Linked DNA regions of Homo sapiens: all the other regions are linked to region 1. The links are chromatin loops, found by intact Hi-C in ENCODE. Cell type or tissue: endothelial cell of umbilical vein. All regions are shown on one strand.

Evidence for each region. A loop is a pair of places that touch in the nucleus more often than their neighbours do. Peaks named below come from ENCODE experiments on the same cell type or tissue, not always from the same donor. Only the 100,000 strongest peaks of a DNase experiment are listed, where the experiment ranks them.
Region 2: a loop joins it to region 1, with 6 times the contacts of the local background. A loop is called at or near these places in 4 of 110 quality-filtered maps.
Region 3: it touches region 1 in a loop (2.8-fold over the local background); 2 of 110 quality-filtered maps call a loop at or near these places.
Region 4: it touches region 1 in a loop (6-fold over the local background); 4 of 110 quality-filtered maps call a loop at or near these places.
Region 5: a loop joins it to region 1, with 10 times the contacts of the local background. A loop is called at or near these places in 4 of 110 quality-filtered maps.
Region 6: a loop joins it to region 1, with 4 times the contacts of the local background. A loop is called at or near these places in 6 of 110 quality-filtered maps.
Region 7: it touches region 1 in a loop (7-fold over the local background); 5 of 110 quality-filtered maps call a loop at or near these places.

The regions. Positions count from the first base shown.
Region 1 is chr2:145,751,107-145,755,106 of GRCh38, forward strand. No RefSeq gene overlaps it. Among named protein-coding and RNA genes, the nearest start is that of LINC01966, 870 kb to the left of the region's middle. RefSeq lists an enhancer at 929-978. In endothelial cell of umbilical vein, a CTCF peak has its summit at 1,585 (motif pointing left); DNase peaks (open chromatin) are centred at 685 and 1,435; H3K27ac peaks cover 1,483 bases.
Region 2 is chr2:145,010,122-145,014,121 of GRCh38, forward strand. All of the region lies in intron 3 of TEX41 (testis expressed 41), which reads left to right. The region is part of intron 1 of LOC100505498 (a long non-coding RNA gene); the gene reads left to right. Among named protein-coding and RNA genes, the nearest start is that of LINC01966, 130 kb to the left of the region's middle. In endothelial cell of umbilical vein, no CTCF peak of the experiment used is centred here; a DNase peak (open chromatin) is centred at 2,190; H3K27ac peaks cover 1,766 bases.
Region 3 is chr2:145,108,731-145,112,730 of GRCh38, forward strand. The region is part of intron 3 of LOC100505498 (a long non-coding RNA gene); the gene reads left to right. Among named protein-coding and RNA genes, the nearest start is that of LINC01966, 230 kb to the left of the region's middle. In endothelial cell of umbilical vein, no CTCF peak of the experiment used is centred here; a DNase peak (open chromatin) is centred at 2,251; H3K27ac peaks cover 410 bases.
Region 4 is chr2:146,659,338-146,663,337 of GRCh38, forward strand. No RefSeq gene overlaps it. Among named protein-coding and RNA genes, the nearest start is that of LINC01911, 180 kb to the right of the region's middle. In endothelial cell of umbilical vein, a CTCF peak has its summit at 2,354 (motif pointing left); a DNase peak (open chromatin) is centred at 2,354.
Region 5 is chr2:144,160,726-144,164,725 of GRCh38, forward strand. The region is part of intron 4 of QTMAN (queuosine-tRNA mannosyltransferase); the gene reads right to left. Among named protein-coding and RNA genes, the nearest start is that of QTMAN, 170 kb to the right of the region's middle. In endothelial cell of umbilical vein, no CTCF peak of the experiment used is centred here; no DNase peak of the experiment used is centred here.
Region 6 is chr2:145,592,528-145,596,527 of GRCh38, forward strand. No RefSeq gene overlaps it. Among named protein-coding and RNA genes, the nearest start is that of LINC01966, 710 kb to the left of the region's middle. In endothelial cell of umbilical vein, no CTCF peak of the experiment used is centred here; a DNase peak (open chromatin) is centred at 1,664; H3K27ac peaks cover 1,363 bases.
Region 7 is chr2:144,941,439-144,945,438 of GRCh38, forward strand. The region is part of intron 3 of TEX41 (testis expressed 41); the gene reads left to right. Among named protein-coding and RNA genes, the nearest start is that of LINC01966, 62 kb to the left of the region's middle. In endothelial cell of umbilical vein, no CTCF peak of the experiment used is centred here; DNase peaks (open chromatin) are centred at 1,503 and 2,643; H3K27ac peaks cover 3,330 bases.

The DNA.
Region 1 (4,000 bases):
ATAGCAAGTACTTGAAAAGATAGTTATCATCCCTCTGAACAGGCAAGAGCAACTGAGACATAGAGATATTTCTCTGATTAGAGATTTGTTGTTTTAGAAATAAGTTACATAAAATGTCCTACTGCTTTTAGCTGTATCTGTTGCAACTTTGAGCAACTCAGTTTCTTCATTGGATAATATGAGGGCAGTGGATGAGGTCCACAGTGTCTCCCAGGGATATCGTTGTACAGTTCTATTTCCTCCAGGGCACATGTGAAATAAGTGAGGGATCTTTATGTAGACACAGCTTATCAGTCCCAAAACAGTGTCCCTCCTGTAGATCACACATTTTCTGATAATAACCTGAGGGGAAGAGGGGCAAGGTTGCCTGTTTCCTGACATCCTGCTTTGCATACCCAAGACACCTACTTTATTAAAAAGTTAACTTTGCTCCAAAAAAATTTTTCCCTAAGTTTTTCAAGATTGATTGTTTCCTGTTATTGTTGGAGGTTTGCTTTCTATGGTCATTTGGTAAATAAATAGCTTTATAGGGGAAAACAAATGGCCTTGTTTTGTTTTTCTACTCCAGGGTTTATGTGTTAAATTTCAGCTATGTCGTGTACTCACAGCTTAGTGCTTCAGACGGTTATGGGGAACTAGGAATTCTTAAAGGGGTAGGACAGGATGTCCTTTTCTATCGCTCAATGAGTCATGGAGGATGAATGCCGTTTCAGGGGTTCTGTAGTTGTGATTTCAGTCAAGTTCCAGTGGCTTTCAACCACTTCTCTAAATCTGAATGAAGAAGCAGCCACAGGGACTGTGTGAATTATGCTAAGATGCATTCCCGTTAAGTGCTGAAGTGGCCTTTGCAGTGAATCCTTAAACTTTACAATGCCAGCAACAGCCTATCCAGAGACAGGGCAGAACCCCGACATATACCCTCTTCCATGCCCACATAAGACATTTGCATTTATCTCCATTCTTATTGCATTGAGCATCTCTGTCTCCTGGTCAGCAACCTCTGTGTCTTTGGAAAGTCAGGCCTCACTCAGAGCATGCTCCCTTCTCAGGCATTGTGACAAGATTGTGTTTCGGTTCCAAAGGGTTAATCCCAAAGTGAATTCTTTGCATGTGTAATTCAATACTTCATAACTGCTGAAAATTGGAGTCCACATAATTTATTTTCTTTGGTCGGGCACATTTGCCTCATGCTTGGCCGGGGCTGACTTCAGAGAGACACACCTAAAACTCTCAAGTGTCCCAAGTGGCCCATGTCAGTTGTACAGAGAGATTGTGGTACTTGGACAGAGCCCAAGGATTAGGTGTTCCTGAGAAGGTTTTTTTGGCTCTACAAAGCCTTAGGATGTCATGGGAATAGGCTGCACTCCCTTTTCCCCCTTGAAGGCCACATATCAACGGGGTATCTAACCACTCAGAGACAGGCTCTACACAAAGGTATACATTAAAATAAATAGAACATGCAAGCAGAAAGAACTGAAAGAGAGGGAGGAATTGCTAAGTGGAGACAGGAAACAATTGCTTCATTGTTGAGGCAGTGATCTTAGAATTGCAGAGTACAGCCCCATCTACAGGACAGTTTGTAAAGTTGGAGCTTTTGGCTTAAAACACGAGACAGAACTTTACATGCAGTTTTTAATCCAGCTCACTTTGCATGGGCTTCACCTCACTGACAAAAATCCCACATTTTTACTTAAAAATAATTGTCCCTCTTTGATGAGAGGGATTCAGAGAGTGACAGAGAGATAAGAAGTGAGGAAGAACGCGGCTTAAGGGTGCTTTCATTTAGCTCCTTTTCTTATTTTGGCAGTAAATATTCTTGTCCTCGCAATACTCATTTAATCTCTTTCTTTGCTTTCCAACAACTTCCTCTCATTTGGTTTCCTCTCATTATTCCTTGATTTGGGAGGGGGCTTGTGTATTTTCACCATTCAAACAAAATAAAAAAGCTGTGCTTGTTTGAACACCATTTTTGTGCTGGCTGGCAAGCATGTGACTTTAAAGAAGGTTCAGGTTTTTAGGTTGAAAGGAGCTGAAAAACTTTAAAGTAATAATTAAAGCCAACTCTCTACGTGCACATTCCCTCCCCTCCCTTTATTTTAAAAACCTTGCCTGCCAACGCAGTGGCTGCTGTCTTAATGCTATTTCAACAGGAGACCTGGGTTTCAGGACAAGATCCAGGCCATAGGGGAGACTTGATGGCTCGGGGAATTAGTAATGGGATTTGGAGCCCTTCATTTCTAGGTCACTGGTTTGAATAGAGCCCAGGTCAGTAATGACTGAAAGTTGTTACCACCCGATGCCTGCTCTTCCTTAGCTGATCTGAGCTTGCCTGCCACTCCATCCCTGAGTGCCTGTGGCCCGTCTGCACTAATGGCATTCATTGACAAGTTGGCTAACTTAGGCCTTAAATGTGAGGCAGCCCAGTTTCTGCCATGTGCAAACACGGGGTCCACACTCTGCTGCAGCTGCTCTTCAGGGAATAATGCAGAGAGAGACAGAGTTACAAAGCTATTTTGCCTTTCTGATTACTCTGGGACCTAGCAAATCTATCTCCACTCACCTTAAGTCTCTGAGGCATTATATCTTCAGCCATTTAAAGGTAAGATCCAGGGAGAAGAAGGAACAGGCCTCAGAGGACCAAGTTTTCAAATACTCCAAATGTATGTATTCTGAGAAGACCGATTTAAAAGATCTGAATTAGGAGCTGCTGCTGCTGTTTCTAGTACCAGATAATCATGGCCCTTTTAAAATACCGCTTGCTGGACCCCAAACCTGTGCTTACAAAGTGTAGAAAGAAGGCAGATGTTTCCAGAACTTATATTAGGAAAGTGTTTGAAAAAATAATTACTGCTTTCTTTTTGTTTGTTTGTTTGTTTACAAGAGGAGAAATGCTTGCTGTAAAAGGATGGAGATAGAGAAGGAAGGACTGTGGAAACTCAAGAACAATGCACTACATTGGCAGTTCCTGCAACCTGCTACAGCCGGAGGCCAGTCTCTATGTGCAGAGACAAACTTGCTCTGGAGCTGTGGTTAAAGAGGGGGAGGAGCTGGAGTGGGGACTAGGTGCCTCCGGAAAGGATCTGAGGCCTTTCACACAGCTACCTGTCAGTCCCTGGGCCCGGGGCTGCAACCTACACATGCTTCACTCTGTCTCTCCAACCAACACCCCTTCCCTAGAGGCAGGTGAAGCCCCTTCCCAATAAAGAATTACATTATGTATCATCAATTAAGAAATACAATTATATAAAGACCCATTTGTATCAGTCTTATATTTAGATTTCCTTTTCAGACAAGGGGGTTTTTAACAGCATTGATTTTCAGTAATAAACCAATTACAGGTTCTTACCACATTGCTAAGATACTGGATGAAAAGTTTTAACTATAGAGTTCGGTTAAAGTGGGTAATGGAAAACACAGCACTATGTTTCCATTTGTTTCTGATTTACTACTTCCAGCTCTACATTTATTCCTCTTAGATTTCCTGGATTTTTGTTTACTTGGTTTTTGTTTTCATTTCATTTCCAAGACTATTTGTCTGCTTTTTACCTTTGCATTCTCTTGTTTTGTTTAGGAAGCACAGTCGTCTACATTTTTGCTGGAAATATGGAAAAGCACTATGGCTAATGGAATGACTTGATGCCAATGATCTACCCTTCCGCTAAGCCATCAGGCTCTGCTCCTCACTCTGACAGCAGTGGACTCAGCCCATGGCACCACCCCCACTTCCAGCATCACCTGCAGGGCCTGGGCCAGTGGTTCTTTGTGTGCCATCCATTTTCTGCCTTTTCTTAGATGAATCCAACTAGTAATTGATTTTGTTATTCAGAGAATCCTAGAATCCTAGTGTTGGATGGAGGCTTACAGATCAGCCTCTTCACAAATTTCTCCTAGCATGGAGATCTGAGTATTGCTTGAACATGTTTTGAAGAAGCACTCTCTCCTCTTCTAGGCTTTCTATTCCATGTTTGTTTATTGTCTCACACCAGTCAGGAAATGGGGC
Region 2 (4,000 bases), 740 kb before region 1:
TGGAAATCACTTTATAAATGCAATTTTAATTCTTTACCATATCCATAGACCACTGCTTTCTTAAGAAAAGAGATTAAATGATTCAGGTTTAGAGAAACAAATTACTGTGCTAATCTTCAGGTATTTCTCTTCTTGATGCAGCCGCTAATGTCTAATCGGAGCAGCACAGGCCCTATCACAGTAGTTTTTTCATTAGTGCTCCACTGACTTATTTGTACAGGATTTCAAATCTGGTGTAAGAGACATACTAACCTTTAGCATTCATACAAAGCTTTCAGAAACCCACTGGCTCTTCTAAAATAACCCACAGAATCGGCCTTCTGCAGACTTAGGTGGTGCCACCATTCAGAAAGACTCCAAATGTAATACTGGAGCGAATGGTGGCATTTATAGACTTGTTTTTAAGGTTCCTAGAAATAAAGAGCCAGGTTTCCCTATGACATGAACTATTGAGAAGCCCGGAGGAGGATGGGTGGATCTGTCCCACAGTGGTAAGGTGTTTAGCTCGACCTGATTTTTTTTTTCTTACAAAATTGGTAAGTATAACTTAAAAGCCAGGTTTCCAGCTTTCTTTGATAGTTGGAGATCTGACAAAACTGGGTTCTCTTCCTCTCTTGGCACTAACCTGCTCGTGCTGGGTAGAGGCTGCCTCTAGATGAGGCAGGTGCCCTTTAATTTGCCACACTCTGCCTCTGCCCTTGCCTGCTTCATGCATCTATTAATACATTTCCTGCTCTGTCAGTATGGACATTATTTTTTAACCTCTGTCAAAGAACGAAAGCATTGTTGGTGCTTCCTTCTGCTCTAGGTGTGTTTCATAACTTGACTCAACATTTAATTCCATATTGCATTAGAAAGTACACTGAAATTTCAATAGGTAAATTTCTTTTATATCTTTTTAAGTCTGAATTATTATAAATGTTCTGCATTTATTTTATATATTTTTTTCTGCTTTTAAGGAAACGATGAAAGTCTTCCTAACCAGTCTTTCTCGCTATTGCAGTCTTCGTTGCTCTCCCTGTTTTCTGAACTCTTATAGCATTTATTCTCTCTACCTAATAATTTAGCTCTTAAGATTGGCTCTATGATGTTCTAAAATTCTATTGAATGTGTTAAACCTTTTTCTCCATGACGGGCAGAGATAATGCCTTTTACTTTCCTGCTGTCGTAGAGCCTAGCAAAGTTCTGATACACAGCAGATCTGAAGTATGCTTATTGGTTAAGTATTTTCCAATTTCATACGATTTAACCTAAAACATTAATTTTCTTTAGCACAAAAATCATGTATATGGCAAGTCAAATAATACCAATTTCTTTTTCATGTCTTTAAAAAAGAAGTATTTCTAACAAATGCATAATGTAAAAATCTAAGTTCTTGCCCTGAATTTCTATTGCCTTATACATTTCTTCTTATCACTACTGAGGCAGTGTTGTCCTCTTTTAATTTCTCTATTAACTTTAATTAGGCTCATGAGTTTGCTGGCCAGGTGGGTTTTCCCCAAACAGTCACAACTCCATATTCCAGGCTAGCAATAGACTTACATTAAGCTGCAGATTTGAAGCAGAATCTAACATTATAAGCTGTAGAAGGTGCCAGTGCCACCACAGCTCATTTTGTCCACTGAGGATTTCAGCAGGCAGCACTTTTAATAAGCCAGGCTCGGCATTTTTCAAGGAATACTTTGGGATCCATTTTTGAAAGCAATATTGGTTATGATTCCATTGCTGGAAGATTTCCGAGAAAATAACGTTTGTCCTCTTGAAAGTATGCTTGGTTCATACAGCATGAAGAATACAAACAGTTCTGAGCAACGGGTTCTAAATTTTACCATAACATATCTCTCACAGGTAATTTTCCAACCGCATTGTAATGGGAGCATGATAGAGTAGTAAGAATTAGTTCCATTTTAATCTTTTATTTTATTTTATTTTGTCTTTTAAGAAACATATACTTGCCTACGTCACTTATATATTTTAGTGCATTAACATAGATGTTGTTTGTAAGTTTCTTATGAAAAATAGTTACAAAGAAACAAAACAGAACTGAAAAGCTTCCTGTGATTCTACAGGGCATTAGATCGTCTCAGGTACTGGCTGCTGGTTTAATAAAAGGATAGGATTTCCATTTACTCCAGGCAGGCTTAATGTATTGTTCTCGGAGTGAGACAGTCAGAATGAGTCAGGAGCCAAAGAATACACTTTATAGACACAAATAATCGTAAATTCAGAATGTCACCTTTAGGCAGAGGCATTTTTATTATTGTTAGTGGAGCTGCTGAGTAGGTTTGATGTTTTATTCTCTTGAGGACTCAATGTTCCCGAGTCCTGGAGCCCTGTCTTTATCAGGCTCGCAAGGAGGGAGCCCAGCCAAACTTGCTTCCTATACTTCTCTATGATTGATAGCAGATGGCATGCTTTAAAATAAACCTATCCATTAGCAGTCCTCAGTGTTTTTACTCAAGGCATTTACAACTGTCTCAAGCAGAAAACACATTCACTCCATGAGCTAGTTTCAGTCCACAACAGCTGTACAGGTGCAAATCTCTCATTAACTCTTAAATAGTAGTAAAATAAACAATGGCTTTTCTCTTACTTTCTTTAAGGGAGTATACTTCAAAGCTGCCGTGGAATTACTCTCCTCCACAATGGAGCTTCAATGGATGGAGGTTTATTAAAACTGAGCTATATTATGCAATGATATGCTTGTCCCAGGAATTCATATCTTATGTGCGTGTTACAGTTTAAAAGTTTCTTTCTATGCTCACAGATTTAGTGGTAAATTACCATTCTCACAGGGGTGTTTCTGAAGAGGCAGAAAAGAAAGGAAAACTCAGCAAGTGTCCCCAGCAGGGCTCAGGTGCCTGGTTTCATGCCTCTGAACTCAACATGTCATGGTGTCATCCTCCTCACCTCCCTCTTCCTGCTCGCAAAGAGAGTGTTCATGCTGAGCTTTTACCAGTATGATGAGTTAATGGTTTATTTTTAGGCAGCCAGTGGATTTCCTTGCATATTGGTAATTAGACAAAAGCAAAGTCATTTTCAAAATTAATTTTTTACCGATACTGAACACAGGTGAGAGGGTTGGCCTCAGGACTTTGATTTGCACTCAAGGGGAGGAAAAAAAGCTTTGTCATTTGAAGAGTATAATTGTTCAAACAGAACTTACCTTGTGCCAGGTGTTGTTCTACAGGCTTACAAAAGTTAACTTATTTAATTTTATCAATAACTCTTGAAGAAACTAGTGATAATCCTAGTTTTACAGTTGAGTAAGCCACTGTGTGCTGTTATCTTTGTTATAATAAAAAGTGAGACCCTAATCAGAGTATTTCCTGAAAGGGGGACTTAAGAGACTGGATTCAGAGGCTTTAGTGCTGGTTTTCAAATTCTTGCTTCAGCAGTTACTCCGTATGACTGTGACATAATAGCATAATATTGGACTGCCCTCTCTCTCAGGGTCCTCAGTTATTATTTTATAACCTTACTTTGGCCTAGAATTGGCCCTAATATGGCTGTTGTGATGATTGGATAAATTAGTGTTTGTATAATGCTTAGAACAGTACCTGGTACTCAGAATGTGCTATGTAAGTTTTAGCTTTTGTGTCATCATCACCATTATTATTCAAGATATTAGATTGACATTAAACACTTGGTGTAAATTAGTCTTGTCTGAAATTATCTTCTATGTCTGGGACTGTATGTTTTGAAAAAAATTAATGTCCAAACAAAACAATTCATTTGTTTTTATTTCACACTTTATTAATCAGACACATACATAGTTGCCAATCAGAGACTCTGATCAGCATGAGGTAATAAGAGTCTTCATAGGAAATTGATAAGATTTTGCCCCAAAGCAAAGTAATTTGACATTCTAGCTTTAGTAGCCTTATTATTGGTGAATGTGCTATTCCCTTAGGCCTTCTGAAATAATGAAACTGGTTAATGGAACCCCTCATTACAGCCTTCCATGGGTCCCCATGGGCCCATGCTGCCATGATAGGTA
Region 3 (4,000 bases), 640 kb before region 1:
GTGTACCGTTACAGTTCATTTCAATAATTAAACAGTTCGAAGATGGCAAGACTTTTTGTGTTGTCAAGAGAAAATCAGGGCAGTGGCTTTTTCTTAATACTGAAATCAGGAGTGTTTGGGTTTAATTATATTAGCTAGTGCCTGTTCATTAATTTTCCCAATCATTGGGAGACATGTTTGCTGGAAAGATTGGCAATGGGTTAGAGCGGTTATCAAGGCAGGGCATTTCAAAGGAAAGGTATCCGAACTCTGACAAAATCAGATGTCTGAAATTTCAGTCAAGGGCCCCGGGTTTCAGTGGCAGCTTACTCCACGAAATAAGGCAGCTACTCTCCCATCTGGAGTCCCAAGTTGTTCAGGCAACCCAGCTAAGGCATTGGACGTCAGCTCCAAATATGCTGATTTTCCAATGCCAGAAAAATAAACCACTCCTTCTGAACTCCAAGTAATTGGCTGCTGTGCCACTTTTGAAGTCTCTTACATCCTCACTCACTACGGCTCAGTGAAGCCTTACCACCTCCCCACTTCAAGAGAAGAAAAAAAAGGCAATATAATGTACTTAGTGAAACCAGCAAATTTGCCATTTTTGCTGCTTTAGCAAAAATGTTAATACTTCAAATTTGTTAGGGATGCCTTGGAAATTCTGCTTATTTTTCCCTCTTTGGAGAGTTTAATGTGTACCTTAATGCCCCCTTTCATTATCGGCCTGGCCTTCTTCCTAGCTCTTCCCTGCTGACTCCGGACCTATCCTGGTTATTTTGTGGTTGTGGCTGGCTCTTGGTCATTCAGACATGTTTGTGGCTTATAATGTATCAAATTAGATGCTACAGTCTCCTAGGTCTCCTCCCTATTCCCTGACAAAATTTGTCTTGCTCACAAATCTCCACTGGCCTCCCTGTACTCCTTAATCGACTATCTCCTTTGTGAACCTGAGAAATACCCAACGCCTGTCTGTACTCACAATGAAAATGGCCAAATCATAATAATTCAAAGGTGTCCTAATAACGTTTTTTAATCCTTAAGGATACAGTTCACCAATGAGTGTCCTTAATGTTTAAACGTTCAACCAGTCATGTTGTTTACAGTGAGGCTCTAGCGAATGAAGTTATGGCTATCATAATCCTGTGATACCAGTCATAGGTAAATCCTATTTACCAAGTGAAGTAATCGGTGGGATAATAGCAAATTAGTCCTGCTGTCAGGCTACCTATCAGAGGTTGGACACCTGAGGTGAACAGCTATATTTCTTTCTTGACTAGCCAAAAATTCAAACATAGATGACTATTAAAATCTGGTGATAGGTTAGCTATGACACCTGTGGGTTCTTGAGTCAGGAAAACAGGTTTTGGAGCTAGTAAATTAGGCTTACATTCTAATCCTGTTTATTTCTATCTGCAGAATTTTGGGCAAGTTACTTATGGTCTATCACCATTTCCTCCTCTGTAAAATGGACCTGATAATAGTACCTACCTCAGAGCATTGCTGGAAGGATTACATAAATAAATATACCTATGGAACAATGTCTTATCTCAAAGTAATGTCAGTCTTGCTATTGTAGCACCACGAGCTGATTTCTATTATAGCATTTAAGACCCAGATTTATAAATTTTATTTACCTGCTTTCATTTCTTTGTAAGCTCTTTGAGAATAAACACTTGAGCACCCTTCATCTCTGTGTCCTTAGTGTATCACTGCAGTGCATTGTACAAAACTACTCAATAAACATTTGTTAAATGAATGAATAAATAGATGATGAATGGATGAGTGGAAGGATAGCTGGATATATGGATGGGTATATGCATATATAGCACTGTGTTTGATCATAAGCAATCATTTTAAGATCATGAAGTTATCCCTAGTGACATCTCTCTTTTTATCAGTTCCTTCAGATTGTGTTGCCTTTCCAAGCTTGGACAAGCTCCTTGCCTTGTTTTCCTCCCATTTTCTATCAATCTTTTCTCTCTTTAATCCTTCTAAATGACTGCTTATCTAATTTGATCTATTAGTGAAAGGGGCTTTATGTACTACAACTTTTGGATAGCTTGCATATTTTATCAGATTTTTTTCCCCTCACTACTTCATTCCAAGGAAGTGACTAATGTGGGAATTTCAGTAAGGCTATTAGGAAAAGTATTTTCTGTAAAAGACTGTGGACTTTCTTTAAATCATACCCCATGAACATCTGCCTCCTCTACCTGGGGCTAAACCTGACCCTGAACAGTACTTGTTCCAATACATAAACAGTTACATAAACTCATTTTGGGTGAAAAGATAGGGAGTAAATATTGCAAGACTAAGATGCCACAGTAAACCCCTTATAGCATATACTGAGTTACAGTTTAGTGATAGGTTGAACACATGCAGTTCAGCCTGCCTCCCCCACCCCTGAGGAAGTGAAGCCAGAGTAGTAACATGAAATATTCACGTCTCACATTTTCCAGGTGTACACAAGCCAAATCTCCCAGTGATGTTGGCGACTTCTCAGAGTTGCAAAATAATGGAGAAATTTTCAAGTGAATGATTCTCTGGCTATCTTAAGAATATCCTTTATTCCTACTTGTTCTTTCAAATTTGATATTTCAACAGCAGTGCAGGGTCAAAGTAGAATTCAGACAAGTGTCACGTATCTTGCTGAGGTAACAGGTGTATAATGAAGAATTTCTAAAGCTAGAAAATACAATAGATAAAGAAGAATTCAATAAAAACTCTAAAGTTTAATATTTACACTGAAGGGCATTTATTAATAAAGTTGGAAATATGTCTTAAGCAGTTTTCCAAATGCCTGGTTAATAGCTGTTAGTTACTGAAAGCATATATGGAGCACAGTTGAAAGAGTCCTTAAACTGCAGAGGAAGAAAATGTAGGAGGAACAAGGATGCCACTGGCATCACCTTTCTTTATAAGCAAACCCTATTCATTGTGGGTGCTCTGAAAAAAGCTTGTAAAAGATGTAAAGGAGAAGACCTCAAGGTTACACGTGATGAAAGAGAAAGGACAATAGTGTAAGGGAAAATTAGCATAGGAGAAAAGAAAAGAACAACCACAGAGGAGAGAGAAAACTCCAAGAATTTAATTCTACAGATGCAGGGGACAGAAAGAATGATCAGTGGAGAGTATAACTTGCAGAAAGATGCAACAGTGTGAGAAATAAGGAACGGAGGGAGAATGTGTTTGTTATTCACAACTATATATTCTCAGCAGAGCTAGGCCCTGTTTTATCATACCAAGAATCCTTGAATACAGGTATTTTTGGTCCCCATTTCATAAAAGAAGAATTTGGGGCTCACAGAGGGAAAGCCACATGCCTCAGGTCAATGTTAAGTAAAAACAGGTCCAGGATTCCAATGCCGTTGTCTGTCCCCATCTACATTTTCCTCTATGCCTTCGGCACTTTTACTCTGCACTGTCTGTCTCTCAGTATGGGCAATTGATTTCATGTTCCGTCATTTCCTAGGAAAGAATGGAGACTCCAGAGAGAGTAGTATGGTCTGGTGAAAAGGAAGCTGTCATAGGAGGGATGGATCCCTTAGTTTCAGTACAAGCTTTGTCACTAACTAGCTATGTGCTTTTTAACTGCTGGTCGAAGTTCCTTTCCTCCTCATCTGTGAAATGAGGGGCTAGGGACTCAATGTTGTCTTAAGGTAGCTTTTGGCTCCAATATTATATGATTCAATTGAATTAAATGAATGTGAACATAAGTAGTGAGGGCTGGGTTCTAGAGATGGTACAGAAATATACTCCCAGCAAGTAAGAGTTGTTAAGGTCATTAGGAGAAATGCTTTAAATTTACATTGCATCAAGTCAATGAAAAAAGAAACTACATGGGGATACTGAACAAATGTGAAAATCAGAAGACAGATATTTCAAAACTTTTTGGAGAGCATCTGAAAGGAATACAGGAGGGAAGTCAGTAGGAGAAAGGTTGAATCAAAGTTTTCCCCCCTTTGGGGAAACAGCTGCACTGCTGATGTCCCTTGCCTTGTAACAGAGTTGTGTACTG
Region 4 (4,000 bases), 910 kb after region 1:
ATTGCAGCTTAATAAAGCTATTTTTAAAAAGTCAGGGGGGGTTGGCATTTGAATAAGTGACCAATGACATCTCACTGCTGCATATCCATACGTTGAGTCAGAACAATCTTAAAGGGAAAACAAAACTGTTAAGTATTTTAAAGATGTCTATTGTGAGCCACTATGAGTGACTGTAGCTCAGGTATACAGTCTCAAGAGGTCCTGACCTGTGGCAGTCAGATTAGTTTGGTTTTATACATTTTAGGGAAGCAAGAATTATAGGCAAAGACTTAAATCAATACATGGAAGGTATACATTGGTTTTGCTCAAAAAGACAGGCTATCTTTAAGTGGAGGTAGGGGCTTAAAGGCTGCGGGTGAATTCAGAAATTCTTTAATTTGCAATTGCTTAATGAAGTAAAGCTCTGTCTAAAATTTGGAGTTAGCAGAAAGAAATGTTTTAAGTTAAGGATGCTATGTAGTAACATTGATGGCCTGCAGATGTGACTTAATCCTTGCCTTGCACAGCTTTAGGTCTTGTTTATAATTTGGTATCTTATTGTCACAAAGAGTTCATTTTGTTAGTCTTATGATCGCTAGTTTAACATTAATGCTGGTCAGTTGTACCTAAACTCCAAAAGGGAAGGGATATAATGAGATATGTTGGACCTCCCTTCCCATCATGGCTGGGAATTCAATTCTTAAGTTTTTTCTGGGGACCCCTTGACCAAGATAGGGGTTGTACTCCTTTAGGAGGAACCAAAATGGCCTAATTTCTAGATTTGACCAAGGTGTTTCTAACCTATTCAGAACTAATGGACCTTGAGCAGAATGAGTCAGCTTTCAGAGAAAATATGTCCAGGGTTAGTAAGCCTTTCAACAGGGCCTTTACTGGAAGCACTTTAACCATCCTTTAAATCAGGAAGAGGTTTCCCAGCTTTCTTCCTGCTATGTTCAAGAAAGAAAACATAGAAAGCCAAAGGGCTTTAAAATTGCCTCAGTAGATCAAGCTGTGTGGCAACAGTCATGCGACCAGAGATAGATGAATTCACCACTGATCATGACCAGATATGGATAATGCTGAAATTGATGTCACGTGTATGCCAGTATGAAAAGAAGTATATTTTTAAAATGACTTCTCAGCCAAGATCTGTGACATCATTGATTGTAGAAAGGTCAATGGCTGTCACCTTAAGACCCTTAGATGATGCTCACTATTATTATTAAATGAATTTTAAAGGTAGGGGTCCAGTGGGAGCTTGTAAGCACTTGATATTCTTACATGTGGAAAGACGGCAGGTGAACAATTATGAAGATATTAAATAAGCAAAATAAAAAGTTTTCTGTCCAATACTTTGTCATAATGTGTAGTTTGTCAGGACTTTTGACCTGATCAAAAGTTAATAGTTACATATTTTATTTACATCTTTTACTTTATAAACAAAGTGAATTATTTAAAAAATATATTTACATATTTGTATCATCAAGAAAGTATTAAACTAATTAAATGTATACTAAAGGGAAGAAATTATTATAAACATTGAAAAATTGTGCAATAGAGCTTCATTAGGATACTTTATTCTATCTAAAAAGAAGATCTTTCTTTTGTTATTAAGCTATTTGCAAGATTTAATTGTTGCTATTCCACAGAGAATGGTTGACAGTGGATTATTATTCCTCATTACACTTTAAAAGACAACCTGCTTAAACTAAAGACAGACACTCTCCCTCATTTGGAGTTATATTTACTTAATTATTGTCCTGTTTTCTTAAAGAGATTTAAGTGGGTTTTTTAGAAGTCACTAGATTCACTGGGCCCAGAGACAACATTATCATTTTCTATAGCAGTTCTCATTTTTCTTAAAATCATGACCCATTTGATATCTTAAAAACAGCAACATTAATTTTAATTTGTCTTATTGTAGGGTATAAATTGACTAAATGTTAATAGCATTCTTCTAGAGTAATCAGTTCTACATGATTAACCTAAAAATTGCCAAAACATTGTTTACTCTTCATTTGTATCTGAAGAAAAAGGCATGATGAGTCAGACAGATTTGGATTAATTTACTTTCTGATCTGCATTAAAACTTGCCACAATGATTCATAATCATTTTACTTGATATTTATTTTGACAAAACAACTTAATTTTGAAAGCAGTTCACTGGAAAATAATTTAGGGCCAAAAGGTATTCCACTTCATAACTACAATTAAGTTGCATGGAAAATACTATTCTACTTTATTTTTCTTGCTTCTTCTCTATCTAATAAAAATTGGGCAAAATACAACCTCTGAAACCTTGTAAGCATTCCCTTTTGAAGACTTTTTTTTTTTTTTAATAAAATCAGAGTAGGTAGCTTGTGCTTTTACCACCATCTAGTGGGCTTCTTTTGTGACAGCAAGTGACAACTAAGGAGAAACAAAGATTCAGGGAATGGGATACTGACCATTAAATATGTTAAACTTTCCAGAATTTTCCTGTGAGGGCAGGGTCAAGGGGCCTACACTGAAGAAGACACTTAGTTATATGTTACAATTTTTTAAAAAAAATCTTCATTTGACATCTTTTCTTAAGAATGAGGAAACAGAATAGTGACCACATAAATACTTTTTTTCCTTAAAAATTGTTCTAAAAATGGGAAAACACCAAAGTCATCTTCAGAAGTGTAAATTGACAGTGTTCCCTTTTGAACACATAATTTTGACCACAGATGATTCAGCAATACAACAGAAATAGATATAGCTAATGAAAATAATATAATGAAATGTTAAAAATATAGAGTTCCTTTATCTTGTTTCAAAAAAAATAAGATTTTAACACACACAATTGTTAAAACCTTGTTAATGATTTAAAAGATATGTTATAAATAGTAACTGATTTTACATTCACTATAGCAAAATCACTTTACAACCTTTCTTTCAAAGGTACCTGATATTGAGATTACATGGAAACCAGGGAACCACAGTCTATGAATAATCAACACTACTCATCATTACATATAAACCTTGGCACATACTTATAAAAACCTATATTTTCAAATTTGGCTCAACATAAACAGTGTCTTCATTTTCAACGCAAAGAATTGAATCCAGTCTAATATAGACAGAGACCTAATCCAATTTCTACCATAATTTACTTAAGTATCTATATACCATTCTAATGAAATCATTTTTCTCATGCTATCAATCAACTCCTCCATACTAAATCTAATAATTTCTTTAAAATCTAATTATTCCTGACTTTTAAAAATGTATATGATATTTTGAAAATTGCTGAATTTTAAAAACTCCTTTTTTCCCCAGTTTCTATGAAAGAAAATAGGAAAATATGCTTTTTAGAGCCTCCTTTTTGCCTTCCTCAGTTTCCTCCACTGCTCTTTAAATGTAAATAAGCCCAGTTTCTATGACCCTTGACTTTTCTTGCTTATGTAACCAGCTATCATCTCTATCCAAGCAATATACAAATATAGAGTTACTGGTTTTGAACACTCAACAACATTTTTTTTTCTCTCTGCCTTAGGGGCACAAATATTTGTCCATCTAGCTTATTGTTTAAAATTCAATTTGTATAGAACCATGCTCTGACCTAAAAAATTCACTTTTCCAATATTATTTAAAGTTTCCATCATTTGAACATTATTCTTCTATTTAGAATCAAATTTAATTCTCTACACTTAAAACCTGGTTTGAAGGTCAGGCACGGTGGCTCATGCCTGTAATCCCAGCACTTTGGGAGGCCGAGGCGGGCAGATCACCTGAGGTCAGGAGTTCGAGACCAGCCTGATCAACATAGAGAAACCCTGTATCTACTAAAAATACAAAATTAGCCAGGTGTGTTGGTAAATGCCTGTAATCCCAGCTACTCGGCAGGCTGAGGCAGGAGAACCCAGAAGTCGGAGGTTGCAGTGAAAAAAAAAAAGTAAAAAAGAGAGAGAGAAAAAAAAAGAAAACCTGGTTTGAACACCACATTCTAAGAAAATGCTGCCTTAAACACATTTCATTCTGCACAAGTGAGACCACA
Region 5 (4,000 bases), 1.6 Mb before region 1:
CAACGGTTAGAGGGGAGACAGCACCAAATCGTGTCTTTCTATCTGTGATGGACAGAGGAAATAGCTCTCAGACTAATTTAAGGCAGCCACTTTCTCAAATGAATTCTTACACACAACTGGTACGTAAAATACACAAAAACACCTTTGAGTAAAGCAGGAATAGATGGTCTGGAAATTCACCTAACTCAACCTTTTTTCACTTCCTTTGACAACATGTCCTTTGTATATATTAATATATAGAAATCTCTGAGACAACTCCACGCAACCCAAGAAAATGCTGGAAATCCTCTATGTTAGTCAGTCATAAGAGTGATAATAATTTGGGACATCTGAGTATGGCACGAAAGAAAAGGTAACATGTGGTCTGAAGAGATCATACTGAAATCGAGTACCAGCCTGTCTACACTTGATGGTTAAACAGACACTCCATTGTCATGTTCTACTAGCTGGGATCCTTCATTACTTCTTTCTTGTATTTATTTATGACCAAAAGCTTCCTATGATTATGACTCATATCATCAGATCACTTGGACATCACAACTGTATACAATGGAAATGATATATTTAATCGAGTCAATTCCCTGTGGCTGTCTTGTTCCAGTACCCTGTTGCAGAACCTCCCCACCCACTTACATCTTGTAAGAAACTGGCCATGCCACATTATTCCACATAGAAGCCAGAGAGGAAAAGAACAGCATAATGTCAGAAGGTTAAAATTAAATGTGAATGCCCAAATTTCATATCTTACCAGAAAGAAGTTTTGTGATCTAATCATGTTACTGATAGGACCAGTTACATGTATGACTAGGGAGGAAAGGATATGAATGTCCCTACAGTTGAAAAAAACGAAAGAATGATTGAGTCCTTTCTAACAGTAGACTTGACAATGTTGTTCCATTTTAATATAAATTGTAAATGAAAAATCCAGTCCAAATGGAGAGTAAAAACAGTAATCATTATTTTAAAATCCAGCCCAAGTAAGTAGTAAAAAACAGTAATCACTATAAGATTTTATTATGGCAATACCTGTGTACAAATATGAAGAAATATGTAAAGAAAATCACAGGCTAATTCTTGGATAATTTATTCAAGGAGTAAGTTATGAAAATTCATCAATAAGTAGAATAAATGGGGTAAGGCAAAGAGAGCTTACCATAGATTCTATTTATGCAACTACAGTTTTAATTTAGTTTGCATTGATGGACTCTTATTTCATGTGTTACAGTGATGTTAAACCTAGACACAACATGCCTTGCATCTCAAGTTTTCATAGTACAAAGACATTTGGACGTGGCATAGACAGTTGCTCCTTTTGCTTCAAGTGATAAATGGTTCAGCTGTAAAAAGGATCTGAATAGACCTAACAAAAATCAGTGAGTGAATTTAGAAGAGTAACTACATGCATTAAAATTTTTATTTTGCTCTCCTGATTTTTACACGGTAATTTGCCTTCAGGAGAAACCATGCTGACACTGTCCTGGGTGTTTTCAGGCCTTTGCAAATGAGGCTGAGACCTGGTTCCAGGAACGAATATACTTCAAAGGAAACAGTACCACCTACAACACCTGTCATCAAAAAAGACAGTGGGCCAATCAAAAAACCTAGGTCAAAAGAGCATAACTTGGGCAAGATGCTGGTTAAATTCAATGAATAAAGCAGAAGAGTAAAGATTTCAAGGAGAAGTCTTGCTCAGAATTTAGGAAGTGACTCTGGAAAATCTTGTACAGATGTCAAGCTTGACTGGGATTATGCAGCGGACAGAACTGGCAGGAACTAAGGAAGAAGTATCAAAGCCCCAGAAGGTGCCTATAGAATAAAGCAGAATATATCAGGGGAAAAAAACAAAGAGAGAAAAATCTGGCCAAGTTAGCTAAAGGTGGCAGTTGAAAGGTGAGGAGAGATAAGGGAAAGAGCAGCAAAGTAAAGGCCTAGGGCTGATCTCATGGCAACTGGCAACAAGAGAGACCTAGGGGTGAATGTCAGCTGGAAGAACGTAGGAGCCCAAACAGCTGTGCGGACGAATTCCAGGTCTTGGATGGATAAAACTATAAGTCACATCAACGAGCAGGTGTGCATCTGAAGCTAAGGATGTGTCTATCAGCTGACTCAGGTAAGAATGGCTCAGGTACTGTGCAAGACTGAGTTTGCAGATAGGGGGCATCAGTGGACCTGACTGTGCCCAGCTAGGGAAAGCCAAAGGCACAGAAACAAAAAGAGGGTGAAGAGACAGCAGTAAATAGAATAACACAAAACTGTTTCTGAATTATAATATGTGTACTTGGTAGAGACTACAAAACAAACCCGGAATATGAAAATGTGGATTTATCCAAAAGACAAAATTTTATTGTATTTTTACCCAAAAAAGATCCCTAATAATATTAACAATAAATTTAAAACTTCCTAAAGTACAAAATTATAAATATACTATTATTAAAGCAATGTAAGACTAGATACATAGGAAAAGACCATAAGGAAGTAAAACAGGTTATTACAGATTCTGGGTTTATGAATTTTCATATTTTATCTCCAAAGTTCTATTATACAATTATATATTACTTTTAAAATTTAAAAAATAAAAAATATTAACAATAAAACTTGTAATAGTAAGCATGCCTATTACCTTTTGAATTATTTGATTTAAAGTAATTTCTACTTATAAAATATTCTTAGGTAAAGAGCAAGGTATGTACATAGGCTTTTACCTATTGAAGTCCTTATAAAATCTCCTAAAGTTAGTAATCCCTACATCTAATTTATCCATAACTATAAGGTACAGTTTAAACTAAGGAGATCATCTCAAGTTTTCTTTTTATAAAAATCCCTTTATTTGTAAATACATAAGGAATATATGCTAACATTGCCTTTTCACAGTAGTAGGAAAAGGTTAAATCAAAGGAATCATTGTGGTGTGCGTGCAATGCAAATTATATGGCAAACAGTGCCAGAGACTGGTTTTAAAGGGCAAAAAATCATGTCATCTCCATATTTGTTTAAAACCCCACAATGCATAGATACACTATTTAACAACTGCATTCATTAATGTTTAAACTAGAACTGTGGTTAAGGTCATGTACTCCAAAGGTGGGCCACCTGGGTGTACCATGGACTATGAAGGCAGACTACCCAGGTCTACCATGGATTCTAAGGGAAGACTGCCTGCTTTGCTAACTACTAGCTATGCGATTTAGGGAAAGTTTGTTTGTTTGTTTGTTTGTTTGAGACAGAGTATTGCTCTGTCACCAGGCTGGAGTGCAGTGACACAATCTGGGCTCACTGCACCTCCGCCTCCTGAGTTCAAGCGATTCTCCTGCCTCAGCCACCCAAGTAGCTGGGACCACAGGTGTGCGCCACTATGCCTGGCTAATTTTTGTATTTTTATTAGAGATGGGGGTTTCACCATATTGGCCAGGCTGGTCTCGAACTCATGACCTCAGGTGATCCAACCACCTCTGCCTCCCAAAGTGCTGGGATTACAGCTGTGAGCCACTGCACCTGGCCAAGTTTTGTTTTTTGCATTTTTTGTTTTTGGTCTTCTGTTTGTTTCTATTTCCTCATGTGATAAATGGGCCTATGAGAGTACTCCTCTTATAGGGTGGTGTGAGATGTGTAAGGTGCTTAGACCACTGCTTGGTACATTGTAGGCATGATGTAAGCATTTTGAGACTGTTTACCATTATTATTATTAAATTGTTTTGGCAATGAAATCCAAATTAAATGATGAATCAAATTTCAAAATGTTGCAATATCTGAGAATTGTTTTATTTGCCATTCTATAGTTTCTACTCTTACTATTCTTGTTTTCATCATACAAAATGTTACTTATCAAAATTATTAGAAAATTCTTCTACACATGAACAGTATGTGACTTAATTACTCCAGATCTTTACGCAATAACCATTTTCCAGAGCCACTGCACTTAAGTAATTCCTATACCTTAGAATCTACTGAAAGAACATTCTGTCAGTCTTTTTTCCAAACACAGTGCAGTGTGCAATGATCC
Region 6 (4,000 bases), 160 kb before region 1:
GTGGCATTTCCTCTCAGTCAGACTCCTTTCATTCCCAAAAGGCAGCCTCATCAGGGTTGCTTCACAGCAAGGGAAATGTTATAACAAAGGGATTTCTCTACCTTAGATGTGATCATTAGAGTTACTTCTCTGAGAATGGAAACATAGTTGAAGACATACTCTGGAAATATCTTACTGCTGGTTTAGCAGAGGTTCTCAAATTTGGCTGTGCATAAAACTGCCTCTGACGCCTGAAAAGTTGTAGATCCCCGAGACAAATCTGAATGGGAAGCTCTGAGTTGGGCATTGGGAATCTGCATTTTTGTAGGCACCTGAGAAGATTCTGAGTCTGGTAGTCTGAAGGACAAACTTTCCAGAAACACTAACTTACAGAAATGCTCCAAGGAAAACATTGCTGGTATTAGAGAAGAGGCTGATGGCAGCTCACATAGTCTTCACTCAGAATAACTGGCTTCTGTACTAGTTCTCTATTGCCAATGATTAGGCACAAACTGGCTTTTAGACTGAGGCCTGGGATTTGGGGTTAGAAAGTACAAGGGAAGAAATGTTCTAAAAGTATGGAAAATGTAAAAACGCATTTGGATTACAGTGTGATCTAAGGCAGGATAGATTTCTAACCACTCTAAGTGGAGATGTCTCTCTGAACTCAGTGAGATACCCAGTACATCTTTTTATTTTGTGTCGCTATCTACAATTTCTCTGTAATTTAGCCATTTTTAGTATTTTACTTCTTAATGCATTTAAGGTTTCTCCACAAAAGAAAAAAAAATCAGTCAACTTATTTGTGGTGTTAGCTACAATTTGACCAAAACCAGTGGACCATACATTGCTTTCTTCCCTGTCAACATCATTAACTCTTTTCTATTTTATATCTTATTTCTCTAAATTTGGTAGAAGAGGGACTTTTTGTGTACTTTCTGCATGAGGCCTTTCATACGAAGAGTGAAAATTGCAAATTAAAGAAACATAAACCTAAAAAAGAAGCACAGGCCTTAAAATACTTCTTTTCTCACTTCTCTATATTTCTAATTATATTTACTTTCTACAAATATTAGTAGTATGACTCAAACTTCAAGATACCATCTAGTGGAAATCCTGCTATTAAATAAATCAACATGCAACATCTATCTCTTTGTGTATCATTTAATTGTAGAAAGAAATGACATTTATAAAAGTATTCTCTCCTTTTCTGATGTTTGATAATATCATGTGGCATTCTGCTTTTTCTGTTTTCATCGTTGACTGAACTCTTTAGTAACCACCACAATAAAAATACAAACTAATTCATGTTCATTTCATCTAAATCACACAAGCAACTCTACAGGATAAGTGAGTAAATATTTTCAGTTCTAGATAAGAATCTCTAGCCAGAGATTTAAGGAATATTTAGTTCAGCAAAGTACTAAGTAAATAAAAGGGTGACCCACAACTATCCAATCTTGGGGCCAGCAAACCTGATGCTGTGAAATAAAGAAGTAATTGTCCCTCCTCAGCTAGGAGAGCTTTCAACATATCACACAAGTCCCACCCAGGAGGGTGAATGTTCTTTTCCTTCCTTCTCTCATATTCTCCTGCTCATCCCGCTGACAGCAAGTCTAAGGGAGATGATGAATCATGCCAGAAAGTTGGGGCCTATCAGTTATTTCTATGAGCCCAGCTTACACTGACTCATTTCTAAGGAAGCAGTATGCTTCTATGGCAGATGCTGGCTATTTATTTATTTATTTATTTATTTCGTGCATGTGCTTTTCCAGACTTATAACATACACCAGCAGCTTCCTGAGTGGGTTCCAGAAGTGAAAAAAATCATAAATTGAATGCACATGGAGAAAGCATGTCCCCATCCAAGACCTCACAGGCTCCCACCCTAGCCATCCAAGTCCACACCCTCATGGTTTACATAGCACCTTTCTTCCAAGGATCCCAGAGAGCTGCTCCAGAACAAAGGAATTAGACTAAGGGAAGAATATGTTTGGCTTTCCTCTTGACTAGTAAAAGGAACTATTGGGCCCTCTAGAGTCCAAGGCCTCACAGGCAGGCTCTGTATATACCTTGGAATCAAATTAGATCTAAAGTCCCTAGGTGTTCAATTTTACATTTTAGAATCTAAATCACTTTTGATTATTTTTATGCAGATTGAAAAAAGTATGAAGTGAGAAGATTTTGCTTTTGGAAATGCATTCCCTTGAACCCCACTTCCATTCCATTTTTTTCCTAGTTATCACACTCTTTTCCCAAACATCAGGCACTCTCATGCTGTCTTCCCAGGAGAGCAATCTAATCAAATCAGTCATATTAAGGTGCTACGATATGACTGCTTATCCCATGTATATTCATGTTTTTAGAAAGGAACATAGCCTAAGAAATGAAGAAATCACTGAAAATGAAGGAATTTGATTTAAGATAAAAATTTTGATGTATAAGAGTCTTTCCAACAATCTGTGGTTATGTAATCTACACTTTCTCTGCTTAAGTTAAAGACATGCTTGGCTCAAAACAGGGCTAAGAACATACAGTAAAACATAGCTTGTCAGGGCCAGCCTATTGAAAGCTGCTGTGTTTCCCTATGCACAGTCTGCAAAGTTAGCCATTGCTTTAGATTACTGGCCTAAGAGACTTGAGTATTTAGTCTGAACCTCGAATGCTAACTGAAAATATATAAAAATGTAAGACCTGAGACAAGTTCAACTCAGTATCCAGTCGAGGCTAAGTTATTCTTGATCCATCATACCTCTCAGTCATTTTATTGTGACTTGTGGCAACTGCTGGCTTCATTTTCCTTTGCTTCTGTACCTGGATTTAATTCACTAGGTTCTGGACATCGTGACTGTTATCTGTGCCCATTCTGATGCCTGGTTTCCTTGCTGTAAATCTTACTGCCGTAAGAACTATAGGGCTGGACTCCTTTTTCCCAGTCTGGTATTTTTACCCTTCATTCAGTTTGCTTCTTCCCACAGTCTAGAATGACTCAGCATCATGTGGAGAGCATCCAGTGTGTGCCCGCTAGAATACAGAACATTAAATCTCCAATATCTGGAAACCACTGGCCTAGAACCCTTGAACAACCAGTCTCTCCATCCCTCCTTGCTATCTCACTACCCTAAGGCAATTGGCTTGGTGGAAGAGGCAAATGCCAAGAGAACAAGTTAATGTTCTTAGGGGTTTATAAAGATCATTTGATGAATGAATCCTAGATGTGTAAAAATATGGGCTCCTGAAATAGGATCTTAGACACCCTAAATTCTTTTTTCTACTCAAGGATACTGAAACTCCAAAAGGTGTAATTATATTGCCCAGCACCACAAACTCACTGACAAACTGAATCAGGACTAGACTTTGGCCTCCTGAGACTCGAGACAATGTTCTTTCTATTATACTATCCACCGTGCTCCTTTCTTATAATACTAATTTTTTAAAAATACGCAGCATGGGAAGCTGCTTTAATGTTGGCCTCCCAGCTCCTCAAAACCATTCTCAGCAGGATTTACAGATCCTGGCCACATGTCTGCAAAAGGGCCTCTGAACACATACTTGAGATTTTCATGTGTTAGATAAACAGAGCTAAGCCCATCAAAATTAAGATTTTCTCATTCCCTCCCACTTCTGCTGATATTTTGGTCATAGTGGACATTAAAAATATTTTTCATGCCATAATCTCAAGTTTTCTAAAATTCTGATTGCTGTTCCTGTACCTCATATTCATTCTACTTCAAGTAATTATGCTTCTAGAAGGAAAGTATTCTCTTATTTACTGTAGATATGTCTCTATTTATAAAAAGCACCAGGGCCAGTATACACTCATCCTAATGTCCCGCATGCTCTACTCTCGACATCACACCAGCACCACAAGGAAATTGATTCTCCTGATAATGGTACATACAACAGTCAAGGTGAAAACTTGCTAGGGAAGGGTTCTAAATTCTTCAGAAGACTTCCATAGTAAAGTACATCCATGGTTTGCTCTCATTGCTGAAATATTAAAGCTTGTTGTCACCCTTTA
Region 7 (4,000 bases), 810 kb before region 1:
ATCACCTTCTATAAAGAAAATAAGCCCTAGGAAAAAATGCAGGAATATTTCTTTTACTGATGAATGGAACTTATAAACAACATCTAGAAGAACTTTTCAAAGAGTCTGCTACACCCTTCTTGGGATCTTATTCCCTAGAAAAAGTCGGATTCAATTGGGGATATGGAGATGTGCAAAGCATTAGAAACAAGTGACTGCAACTTTTTCCAAAAGATTCATAAATAGTAAATGACATTTTTTTCTGTAGGTTGACTCATTTAAGTTCTACCTGATATGTGTTTGTTAACATGGAGTATGCTTTAAAAAGGTGCAGTAAACCTATTGTTCTTTCCTATTAGATAGTTAAAAGGAAACATACATGAATTCATTTGAAAATAGGTTTAGGTAAATACATGGCACAAAGTAATTCTAGTTATTTGATCTAAGTTATGAAAAATGGTATGCTCCTACTGACAACACAGAATTGACCAATATCCAAAGCAGGCAGCTTTCATGGGACTGTGCTCATTGTCAACAAATGTTGGGAAAAGGTCAATGGTTAATTAAATAATCCATCACCTCAGGATAGAGAGTAGTTCTCAACTCTGACAATCAGTGACAGAAATATTAAAAGGTCAAAAAATGAGTTACAATATATTCTTGTTTGTTATTATGTATTATAAAGATGTGGCTCGATGCAAGAAGTAGAGGATACCAAAGGTTCACATCATTCTAGAAACAGGCTTCCAAGTAAATGCAGTTTGGATTATTTACTGGTATGAACAGCGTGAATTCCTCTGGAGCCATAGGCTTCTTTTGATTTGCACACTTTTTGAATAATACGCTTATGGACAAAGAACGTTTTGTCTCCATACTTGAGAAACCATGTGATGAGGGTGGAGTGGGGGTTCAGGGGAGAAGCTTCTTTTTTTGAGAATTGCTTTCCCTGGGGTCTGGTGATTTCAAGTTGCTATTTGCACTGTAAAAGAAGGTCTTTGCAAACGTGGTAGCTTTCATCTGCTGAGTGTACTTTCTTCTTATACTGTATAACTCTGTCATTCTCAGAGCATAGTAACATCTCCAGTTTCCTTACATCAAGTCCAGAATAACCCTTCTGTGAATTAAAAGCGCCATGCAAACTTGATATATTGATTTGACCTAATTTCCTTTTCCCAGCATTGGTTTATTCATTATGCTTTCCAGACTTTAGCTTTTGTTTTGTTTTTTATTCAATGGGAATTATTATTTAATTTGGGCTGCCTTATCTAGCAAAAATTCTTTCTCTATTACCCTCCCTCATTCCTTCTTCCTGCCCCAGAGTGCCGGTGATTCATTCTGAGTTTTTCAGTCTCAAGTGGAAGCATTTTTTTTCTTCTGTGCTATAGGTTGACTAAAAGAAATACCACTCACTTTGGGCTTCCTACTCTCCTTTCTCTTTTACCTTTTGGGTCCAAAATATGGAACACGGTCAATGAAAAGAGGTGGCCCAGAATAACTGCTTTCCAGGAAGCCATAAATCATGTGTGATTAAAGTAATTGGCAACAATAGAAAGAAAACATGTTCCTGCTTTGACTCTTTCATTTGCACATGAGAGGAAGCTGGTCACCATTTGAGATCACCATAGGTTTATGAGAGATAATGCTTTATTTGAATAGAAAAATGAAGCCTCTTACTTGTCCCTTGAGAATGTGGGGCTCAGCAAGTGATATTATATGGCCACGTCACCCTGCTGAAATGTTCGTTTATATGGCTTCTAAACGAGGGGTGCTTCGCCAGGGACTTTGACCCATGACTGTGCACATAGCTTTACCCCCTTGCCGTCTGGGTGATTGTGGCTATTTCCAATATGGGCAAGTGTTATATGATTATTTTATCTCTTACTGTAAAGCGTTTTGAGAGCCTTTGTATGAGAGGCAATATAAAAATAAATTGAATTGAACTATGGCTTCACCTCCTCACTTTTTAGTGCAGAAACCTTTAGAGCAAAAAGTGCAGAGCTGTGACAAAGGACAAGATTAAGACGATGTCAGGAAAATGGTTAGCTCTGGAGAGCCCTGACCCTGCAGGAGGAGTTTGAGACAGAGAGAGACAGAGAGAGACAGACAGAAAGAGAGAGAGAGAGTGAGAGAGTGTGTTTGTGTGTTTGTCACACTTTGGCTATGTGTTATTTAATGTCTCTGCACAACTAGAGAAAATCACATTTGTATTTTTATTAAGTTAGTCATTTTGAATCATGAGAGATACAGAATCTACCTGAAGCTAATGCATTTCTACTAAGACAAGGCTTGTTAATTATACAAATATATCTTTTACATAACATATTACGGTGCATTAAAAGCTGCCTGGTTAGTCTCTGAAGGGCCAAGGTCGGAACCACATCATCTAACTTTCAGAATCGACAACTGTAATAATTTTTCTTTTAAAATAAAATAATCTTGGCTTAGGGTAATAGGTTTTTCCTGCAGAAATATGATTTTGTGTTTTATGACACTGCATCAATACATTATTTTAATAAATGGCTCTTGGTTCACCAGAAGTGCTGTATTTTGACAATATCAGCCAACCTTTTCATTTGTTTAAGCAGGAAAAGTAGGGTGCCAAAATAAAGCTACTCCAGAAGAACATCTCAAGAATGTTTATGAAAACTGTTACAGCTACACTTATTAGAGTTAAAGCATAGTTCTAATTTGTCATGCAGAATTCCAGGGAAGTGAGTAATTTCTATATTTCTCTAAATGCCAGTGTTTCATATTTTGAGGTAACAATTTTGCTTGTAAATATGAAACTAGCAACATAGACTGCAATGTGACAAAATATATCAGAGATTCGTCATTATCTGGCAATAGTTGTTGGATGTGTTTGCTGCCATGCCACGAGGTTTCTTAGGAAAGTAAGTTGGGGAATGGAAAGATTTATCACCCCAAGTTATCTGACAATAGGCTTAATTTTAAAAAATTATTCAAATTATAATATTTCTCAGTGGTTAGGTCTTTGGGGGATGGCTTCCCCCACCCACTCCTCACAACCCAGAGCCTTCTCTAGCTTTCCTTGTTCCTGTCTCCATGGAGGCATTCTGAGACTCTGTAGCATTTTCATCCATAGAAGTTCAGGCTGATTTCAAGATTGTAACCACACTGACTGTTAAATTACCAAAATACAGAGAGAAAATATCTTCCTGTACCCGGAGTCTTGCTTACAACATTGCAGAGGGTGCTTTCCTCTGTAGATTTGTTGTTTATTACTCCTTTTTATCTAAAGCTCTCATCAATATTTTTGCATAGTGAGTCAGATTCTCCCAGGTATCCTGGGGATACATGGGAACATTATTATCTCCAGGCAGTAAATGGTCCCTCTGGGGCCTGAAACAATGAATACCCCTTCAAAGGTGCTTATTATCTTAGGATGGCATGGAGACACTAACAGTCATTCATTTTTGTGTCCATTCTGCTTTGTGGAACAATATGCTCTGGTTCAGAGAAGGGATGCTTCCCCACCCCAGAAAAAAGACAACAGATGAGTGTGTGTATATAATAGAATATATATATATGCATTTCTTTTTCAAGTGACTCATTTTTATACAGAATGCAGTTTAAACACAGAAGCAGGCAAAGAGCTCAGGAATGAGACGGGGGAGCGGCGTATTTTGCAATTTACTAAGTTATAGGTCCTAACAAGGCATTTGTATTTCCTCCCCCAGAATTGTATTTATTTCCTCTGTAGACCATGACTCCATTTCTTTCTTTCTTTTTTTTTTTTTTTGAGACAGAGTTCTTGCTCTGTCGCCCAGACTAGGGTGCAGAGGTGCGAACTCGGCTCACTGCAACCTCTGCTTCCCAGGTTCAAGCGATTCTCCTGCCTCAGCCTCCCGAATAGCTGGGATTACACGTCACCACACCTGGCTAATTTTTGTATTTTTAGTAGAGGCAGAGTTTCACAGTGTTAGCTAGGATGGTCTCGAGCTCCTGACCTTGTGATCCGCCTACCTCGGCCTCCCAAAGTGCTGGTATTACAGGTGTGAGC